2 separate regions of the Homo sapiens genome follow, and region 2 is linked to region 1. A link is a contact called in ENCODE Hi-C or POLR2A ChIA-PET data. All regions are on one chromosome and are shown on one strand. Each heading gives the region's core, a stretch centred on a gene start or an enhancer-like site at or near the end of the contact. The rest is flanking DNA. Distances are from core to core; before and after follow the strand shown.

Region 1 (4,339 bases), core at 1,319-3,818:
ACTACTTCCCTGTGTCTCGTCTCCCCCATCTCGGGGCTGAGCTCTGAGCCTGCTCCCAGCCAGCTTTGTGCTGCAGGTGACTCTTCATTGCTGGTCAGAGGAGGCTAAGGTCAGCCCTAGGGAATGCATGAAGGTTAAGATGATGCTGGGGGCCCCTGGCCAGCAACTCCCAGTCTTGGTGGCCCAAGTCCTTAAGGGCAGCACACATTCCTGAAGGGGACAGAGAGAGCCTCCTGAGTCAAGAGCTCTTACCCAGACACCACATGCCTCACGATGGAGAGGACTATGCATTGTCGGAGGCTCCTGGTGACTGCCATCCAGCTCACAGGGCCCACTCACCACAGAGGCTGCCCATGAGAATGTCATCCATGTGTTCCTGCATGCCAGAGGCTGTACCTCAAGGAGGCTGTGCCATTGGGCCAGGACTACCCCAGGCATAGGGAGAGGGTACAGGCCGCATATCCTCTCCCTCAGCCATCAAGAGACAAGGGATGGGTGTCAGAGGTGTCTGGGAGATGAAAGATGCATGGAGCACTCCAAATGGCCGCATGCTTTCTAAACACACAACTCACCAGGATTTCATCTGCAACTCAGATTCAATCGGCTAAGTGGGGAAGAAGAAAGTATGTGGTTGTCATGGCAACACCAAATTGCCCAGGACCAGGTTGGTCTCTAAGCAGGGGAAGGGAAGGGAGTGGAGCTGAGCCTCTGTCTCTGTGGTGGGGATGTTCTGGAGAACGGGGCCCAAGGGTCAGGCCCGACATACACCTGTGGGGCAAGGGGCCTTGTTCTCACTACCCCTGCTCAGGGCTGAGGGCCTGAGCCATGCAGTATTATATAAAGGGTTGACTCGGGGCCCTCACTCTGGGGCTGGGGCCCAGACTACTCCAGCATGCAAGTTCCAGAGCCAGCCTCTTGCTAAGGGCCAGTCCCTGCTTCTCCCCACGGGCTAGACCCACCCCAGAGCAGCTCAGATTTGGTGCCTGCTTCTCTTCTTGCCCCCTAGTCCTAGCTGTTCCTGGCAGAGCTTCTGTCTTGAGCTTGGCCATGGATGTGGACACAGCCTGGCACATACCCTGAGTGCGGTCTAAAGGATCAAGGGACACAAAGCCTCACCCAGAGAGTGCCAAGCAAAGCTGATACTTCTATTCATACGCATGCAGTGCTCAGCCTGGCCTCCTTCTTCCCACCAAGAATGAAGTGGAGCCAGCAGAGGGGTTGCCCTGCAATGTGGTCTCTGCCAACCTGGGCCCAGGCCTAGCTGGATAGGTGGTAGGAGAGAGGGCTGCTCAAGTAGGAAGGAGGTGAGCATCAGGACCCTCCCCTCCCCTGGACCTGCCTTAGCCCTGTTTTGATTCTGACCATCCAGTGCTCTGGGGACCCTGGAAAAGGTCCTGGCTCCAAGGTCCACCTGACCAGCCAAGCCTGGCACATCCATCTCTGTGGTCCCAGGATCTGGCCACAGGAGGGCTCCTGGACACGTAATACATGAATAGATGGAGTGACATAAAGAATTAATCAGTGGGTGACTTAGGCAGTGAGAACTAGGAGCAGAAGAAATGAAAGAGACCAGGTTGGGAGGGGGGATGCTGGTAGGGCCAGGTTTAGGGGAGCCTTAAATGCCAGGCTGAGAGGGGGTGTTTGTCAGGCTCCCCCACACCCAGCTTCTGCCCTGGCCCTGGGACAATTTCCGTCTTCCAGAGGGGCCAGTAGGGATCCTGGCAGATGTGGCCCTGATCACCTGATCCCCTCTCAGAGAGACAGAGACCCCAGGGCCCATCCCCCAGAGCCTGGCTCACCTGGGCCCTCGCAGGGCCTGCCTCACCGGGGCCCCGCAGACCTAACTGCTTCTGCTTCATGGTCTGTGGGTTTTCCCAGTCGTCCAATTAGTGCTAATTGGAAGCAGGAAGTGTGTGCATGTGTGGGGTGGGCCTGGAACTCCGATGTCCTTGTCAGAACTTCGAAGCCCTGTGCTTCCTGGGACAGGCTCTTCCCTAGAGCTTTGTGGTCTCCCGCAGGGCTGGGTAGGGTTGTTGGGAGCTCCCCGAGCATTGGGTATACTGGCTCTGTGCACAACGGGGCCTCTGCTCTCCAGAGGGCTCAGGCTCTCACCGGCCACCTCTTACCCCAGGTGCCAGTTGCCCCCAGGGCAAGGCAAGCTCATCCTTTTCACTGCCAAATCCTCTTCGCCCGGCACAGAGCTGCGGCTCTTCACAGTTTCACTCTAACAACGAAGGGAATGATGGGCTCAGGGCCTGGAAGAGAGGCGCAGAGGGGGCCTCCTGAACCCCTCACTGACCCTTGGTCCAGCCTCAGCCCGTGGCTCCATAAAGGCAAGGAAAGGCCTGCTTTATCTGACTGGCCACACACTTGTGCTTCCCTTGGGGGACAAAGGGTGCAGAGGCGCTTCCACAGAGGCGGGACTTCCGCTTACTTTCCCTCCTCCCCGTTTCCCCGCCCCCTCCACTTGCGGCACAGGTGGGGGTGTCCAGAGGCAAAGCCCCTTTTGTGTCAAGCCCCAGCCCAGGTTCTCTCCTCACCCACAGATGCTGGTGCGCAGTCTGACGGCAGAGGCTGTAACGGGGGAAGCATGGGATGTGGGCACATGGGGGAAGGCCCCGGAACCCAGCCTGGGCAGAGGCCGGTGCCCCACCAGGCTCTCTCTCTGCAGTGTTATGTCAATCATTGCCCACAGGTGCCCTCGACCTGGACACCGTCAGGCCTCCTTCGCGGTGGGCTGAAACCCTGTGGCACAGCCCAGGACCACCCAGCCCCACGGGCTGGGGGCTCACATCTGGAAGCAGGGCCCCCCAGGACTCAAAGGTGCTCGGAGATGAAGATTGCTGGGTGTCAGCTCATGGGGCCAGCCTCGGCTTCACCCCCAGGAAATGCCTGCTTGTTGCTGTGCGGCAGGCACTAGAGCAGGCAGAGAGGGCGGTGGGCTCCTCTGAGGTCGCGGGCGGAGCCCTGTGAGGAGAGACCTGGCCGCCGGCAGCCACTAGAGGGCAGGACCCTCCTGTGTGTTTCCTCCAAAGGGTTGTTGAGCAGATGAGCGGGACTGACAGGAAACAATGGAGCAGCCGCCCCAGGGTGCAGTCACCACAAGCCTGCTAGAAGGGCTCAGCGGAGGCTGCGATGCGTCCGAAAGTCCACTGGACCCTAGACCTTAAATGGCCTCCCTGAGCCTTTAGGCTTTTACTTCCTGGGAGCCCAGCCCTGAGCCAACAGAGACAGTGCCTGGCTCCTACATTGGCAGAGAGTGACAAGTCAGTGTCCCCTTCTTACAACATCAGTGGTAGAGGAGCAATTAGGAGAGCAGGTCCTCCAGCTTCTTCCAGGTGCAGTGTGGAAACAGAGGCAGAGAAGAACTCACCTGACCGCACCTACGAGGTGGGTAGGGACAGATACTTCTGAGAGTGAACCATCAGCCAAGCACGCCCAGCAGCCCTGGGGGGTCAGTGCATGTTGTCGGGTGCTACTTTTGCAGTTGGGGAAACTGAGGGTCAAGAGAGGCTGTCATTTGACTGAAGTCCTACAGCAAGGGTGGACCAGGGTTCCCGCCCGGGCAGGATGATGCTGAGCCTGCATGCAGGCTCCCACGCAGCCTTATCACAGCCTCATGTAGAGACGACCTCCTGTGACCTCGCTGACATGAGTGTGAGTGTGTGGGGACCCTGGCTGCCGCAGCAGGAATGAGGCAGCCTCTCTGCATCCTGACACTCCCAGGCAGAGGCCTGTCCTTCATCTGGACCTACCAACAGTGACGCCAGGAGCAGCTGCCTCTAGGACACGTGTTCCCCTGGGCCAGAGGAACTATGTGAGGAACCCATGGTGCATGCCATGACAACCCTCCTTTAGGGCCTCTTGAGGCCACAGTGGTGCTAAACCCAGGAAGTGGGTGCCAATTCAGGGGACCATTGGCAGCCCTGCTGCCCCTCACTGGGCTGTGCCTGCAGTCACGGGAGGCAAGGACCTGCTTTTGAGTCTTTGGCTTCACCTTGTTCTTACAGCCAGACTTGGGGCTCTCTACCTGGGGCTGGGGATAGGTAGTTCTCAGCCTGGGCAGCCCCAGGAGCTGCTAAGTGTCATATCCCTGGGGAAGGCCTGAGCAGTTTGAGGCTGATTTTGGTTGTCCCAATACTGCTGGGAACCACTGGGGAATGAGAGTGTCTTGGGGACCTATTCCTGGAGCCTGAGTCTAAGCTGAGCTGTGGCTCATAAGACTAAATTGCATGGAGACCCAACATGGCTGCTGGGCCCGTCAAGGGCTGGTGTCTGCTCTGGGAGGTAGCCCCATGGCTGGATCTTTCTCTATGTCCCAGGTCGGCCCCTGTGACCT
Region 2 (4,339 bases), core at 870-3,369, 120 kb before region 1:
GGGCTTTGGTTATCTGCCACCGTTAGTGCCACAGGCAGCACTAGAGGCCACTCCTAACTTTACCTACTTCTTATCCTTGTCCCTCCTCATACCAGAGCAGGGGAGGGGAAAAGAGAATGAGAGGCAGGCTGTGCTGGGGTGAAGCGAGCACTCAGTGGACACTCGGTATTCACTCACCTGTGCTCATTCCTCAACACTGACTGGCCACACACCACGTGCTGGGCTCACTGTGGGCTTGCAGTGGGTGCAAAGGACACTGAGTCAGGATTCTGCCCTCTAGGAGGTAGCATGTTGGGGACCAGCTGGCTGTTCTCTTTGAGGGTCTCCCTGCATCCCTGCCACTACCTTCCTGTGCAACCCTGGCCCAACCCCTTCTCCTCTCTGGCCTCAGCTTCCCCACTGTGAATCCATGGATATCCTCACTACAGACCCATAATCTCCAAGGGTCCTTCCAGCTCCAAGTCAGCCTGCCTGTGCCCATCGTTGCTGCCCTCTGCTGTCCCTGCCTGCCACTGGCTCACTTCTCTCTTATTGGACCCTCTGAGGACAGGACCAGGGTAGGGAGCCCTCGTGTTCTCTGACAGTTCCTGAGCAAGCCCAGGAAAAGAAGGGAGAATGTCCTGTTGTCTCTACAGGAAACATGACAAGGGAACCAACTCGCAGATGGAAGGAGCCCCCATTCCAGAGCTGTAGGCCACATCACTCAACCTCTCAGAGCCTGGGTTTGCTCACCGGTAAAAGGAGAGAGTCCCAGCCGTTTCCTCACGGGGCTGTTGTGACGACGAACTGCAGGCAACCATGCAGGAAAAGCATCAAGCACAGTGCTTGTCCCAGGGTGTTCTGACATGGGCTCTCAGGCCACACACCATGAGTGCCAGGCACAGTCATGCCTGTTGAGTGATGCTCGTCAAGGTCCTGGCACACAGCAGCCACCTGTTCCATGAAGGAATATACAAATTTGGGAACAGAGCGCAGCACTGCCCACCCTACTCACAGCTCCTGCATCTACCACCCCAGGTGAAACTGATAGAAAGCTAAACTCCCCTCTCCTAAGAAGAAAAAGGAAAAGTACCTTCCCCAAAGCTCTGAGCTTTATCCAGTACTTAATGTGGGCTGAGCAGCAAATGTCAGGGCTTTCAGAGTTATGTATTTCAGGACAGAGACAGAGAAGAAATTAGGAGTCTTTGTATTAGTCTGTTCTCACACTGCTAATAAAGACATATCGGCCAGGTTCAGTGGCTCATGCCTGTAATCCCAGCACTTTGGGAGGCCGAGGCAGGCAGATCACCTCAGGTCAGGAATTCGAGACCAGCCTGGCCAACATAGTGAAACCCCATCTCTACTAAAAATACAAAAATTAGCCAGACGTGCTGGCAGGTGCCTGTAATCTCAGCTACTTAGGAGGCTGAGGCAGGAGAATGGCTTGAACCTGGGAGGCGGAGGTTGCAGTGAGCCAAAATTGCACCACTGCACTCCAGCCTGGGAGACAGAGCAAGACTCTGTCTCTAAATAAATAAATAAGGCCGGGCACGGTGGCTCACGCCTGTAATCCCAGCACTTTGGGAGGCCACAGCTGTAGGATCACCTGAGGTCAGGAGTTCAAGACCAGCCTGGCCAACATGGTGAAACCCCATCTCTACAAAAATACAAAAATTAGCCAGGCGTGGTGGCAGATGCCTGTAATCCCAGCTACTCAGGAGGCTGAGGCAGGAGAATCACTTGAACCTGGGAGGTGGAGGTTGCAGTGAGCCAAGATCGCGCCATCGCACTCTAGCCTTGGTGACAGAGTGAGACTCCATCTCAAAAAAATAAATAAATAAAAAATAAAATAAAATAAAGACATACCTGAGACTGGATAATTTATAAAGGAGTTTTAATTGACTCACAGTTCTGCATGGCTGGGGAGGCCTCAGGAAACTTACAATCATGGCAGAAGGTGAAGCAAACACGTCCTCCACGTGGCGGCAGCAAGGAGAAGTGCAGAGTGAAGTTGGGGGGGGCGGGGAATGTCCCTTATAAAACCATCCAATCTCGTGAGAACTCACTGTCATGAGAACAGCATGGAGGTAACCGCCCCCATGATTCAATTACCTCCCACTGGGTCTCTCCCACGATACCAGGGGATTATGGGAACTACAGTTCAGGATGAGATTTAGGTAAGGACACAGCCAAACCATATCAATCTTCTAAGCCCCACTTAAGAAGCCTGATTTAGGAACTGGCGTTCAAGTTCTGAAGACTTAAATCACTGAGGCTATGTGAAGGGCTGATTCAATCTGACGACCAGACTCAAGGAGTGCCCCAAACCTCACATGTCTGGCCTGATCTGGGCTGTGCTGACTCAGGCCTGGCTCTCACCTTTGGGGGCCTTTGTCCCCATTCCTTTCCTTTGCTGCCAGGTCTTGTATTTTCAGCTGCATGTATCTCCCCCTGCCCCAGCCTAAGGAGATAAAGTGCCTGGGAGGATGGTCAGCACTCAGGAAACCACAACCAGCTCCCCAGCCTCTGACACCACAGTCGTCCGGGATCACGTGCTGGGCACAGTCAGGGTGCAGGGGGGAGCTGAAGATCCCATCCAGCTTTGAGGGAGGCCGAGGAAGGGGCAGGTGCATGGTGAGCTCATGGGCACGGTGGCTCACGCCCGTAATCACAGCACTTTGGGAGGTCGAGGTGGGAGGATTGCTTGAGCTCAGGAATTTGAGACCAGTCTGGGTAACATGGTGAAACCCCAACTCTACCAAAAATACAAAATTAGCCAGGCAGGGTGGTACATGCCTGTGGTCCTAGCTACTCGGGAGGCTGAGGGTGGGAGGATTGCTTGACAAGCCCAGGAGGTCGAGGCTGCAGTGAGCTGTGATGGCACCACTGCACCCCAGCCTGGGTGACAGGTCAAGACCCTGTCTCTAAATAAATTAATAATAAATGGGGGAATGTGGCTGTGACGTTGGAATGGTTGAATTTAGGGCGGTCCGGAGATCCTAAAAATACCAGGGGGCTGTCTAGCTGTAACCTCCACGTCTCTGAACCTCTCCAAAATGGTCACCCAGTACCTCTTTATTGAAATATTTCCCCAGGGAGTAGTGACACGAAGTGAGAAAGCCGGCGCTCCCTTCCACGGGGGTCCTCCCCTCCTGGGGTCTGCGGCCTCAGCGCCCGCGAGCCTTCTGGCCGCCAGAGGGCGCTGTAGCCCAGCTGGGGCCGCGTGCTTTCCGCACCGTTCTTCCCTAGCCACCAACCCTCCGCCCGTGGTCCTTGCGCAGGCGGGGCGCAGGTTGTGGAGGGGATGCTCGGGCCTCTGCGGGCCAAGACTGGGCCATACAGGCAGGTGACTTCGCCTTCCAGGGTGTGGCCTGTTCAGAGTAGCATTTTCTGGCTTCACCAGGATGACTGGGCAAAATGCAGATTCCCCAACTGGCTCTGCGCAGGTGGGACCGCAGGGGCAGCTTTCAAAGTACTGATGCCCGGCCCTCCACAGATCACCGAGTAAGTAGACCAGGGCAGCCTGGCATCGGCTTCCAGTGACAGCCAGGGCTGAGACCCGCTGGTTAGAACTTGACATGGTACCAACACACGCTGAATTTGGGAGCCACTGCCTTAAAGGGACTTGGGGTCTCGGCAGTCCATTCATTCATTCATTCATTCATTCATCCATTCATTCATCCATCCATCCTTCCATCCATCCTTCATCTCTGCAGCTCTTTGCTGTGCCTGAGACCTTGGATGCCCTCACGAGCTGGCCTGTGGAACCACAGGGTAGAATCTGGCTGCATCTTTGATTCTCTCAATGTCTCTTTTTGCCGATCACTTGGCCCTGCACCACTTTCCACGCCAGGAGAGTATTTAACCAGTTCCCCGGCTGCTGGGCCTTCTGCTTGCTTCCAGTTTTTCCATTAATCCATGCAGTGGTGGGCTTCCTGGCAAGCCTTCTGGGGCCCTTGGGTGAAGTTCCCAGGTAGCTCTGCCTGAAAGGCACCACTGGGTCATGAGGCGGGTGCATTTAACCGCCCACCTGCGGTCCAGTTAGAGGACTTGCACTCGAAGTGCAGTGTGCAGTGGACAGGCCTGCTCTCCTGAGCATGTTTCATCCCACCCGGGCACGGGGTCATAGTGGCTGCTGTTTCCTATGCACCTAGTGCACGCTGAGCTCATGCCCTGCACTTAGAGACATCATCACAGTCCACGGCAGCCATCATGGTAATCCCCATTTTACAGTAGAGGAATTTAGGGCACTGGGAGGTTAAGTCATTTACTGAGGTCACACAACCAGGGACATGCACAGTTCGAACCCAGGGCTGTCTAGTAGCCGAGCTCATGCTCCTGCCTCCAGGCCCTCCTGTAT

What was found. Hi-C counts contacts between places; a loop is a spot of excess contacts on that map. ChIA-PET counts read pairs that join two places held with the same protein, here RNA polymerase II (POLR2A). Pooled maps may share reads with other maps.
Region 2: a map of B cell shows a loop between it and region 1 (28-fold over the local background). The contact joins two enhancer-like sites. A Hi-C loop is called at or near these places in 1 of 168 maps with a recorded cell type or tissue (B cell) and 6 of 50 pooled maps. POLR2A ChIA-PET finds 5 or more read pairs at or near these places in 3 of 52 experiments (H1, OCI-LY7 and activated CD4-positive, alpha-beta T cell).

The regions. Positions count from the first base shown.
Region 1 is chr3:53,071,505-53,075,843 of GRCh38, reverse strand. It overlaps a transcript of RFT1 not described here. Among named protein-coding and RNA genes, the nearest start is that of SFMBT1, 28 kb to the right of the region's middle. RefSeq lists enhancers at 2,682-2,801, 2,294-2,911, 3,152-3,201. Within about 2 kb of position 2,568, at least 31 of the 41 ENCODE cell types and tissues checked have a DNase peak (open chromatin) inside an H3K27ac peak, as active enhancers do.
Region 2 is chr3:53,194,936-53,199,274 of GRCh38, reverse strand. No RefSeq gene overlaps it. Among named protein-coding and RNA genes, the nearest start is that of PRKCD, 36 kb to the right of the region's middle. RefSeq lists a silencer at 3,165-3,214. Within about 2 kb of position 2,119, at least 4 of the 41 ENCODE cell types and tissues checked have a DNase peak (open chromatin) inside an H3K27ac peak, as active enhancers do.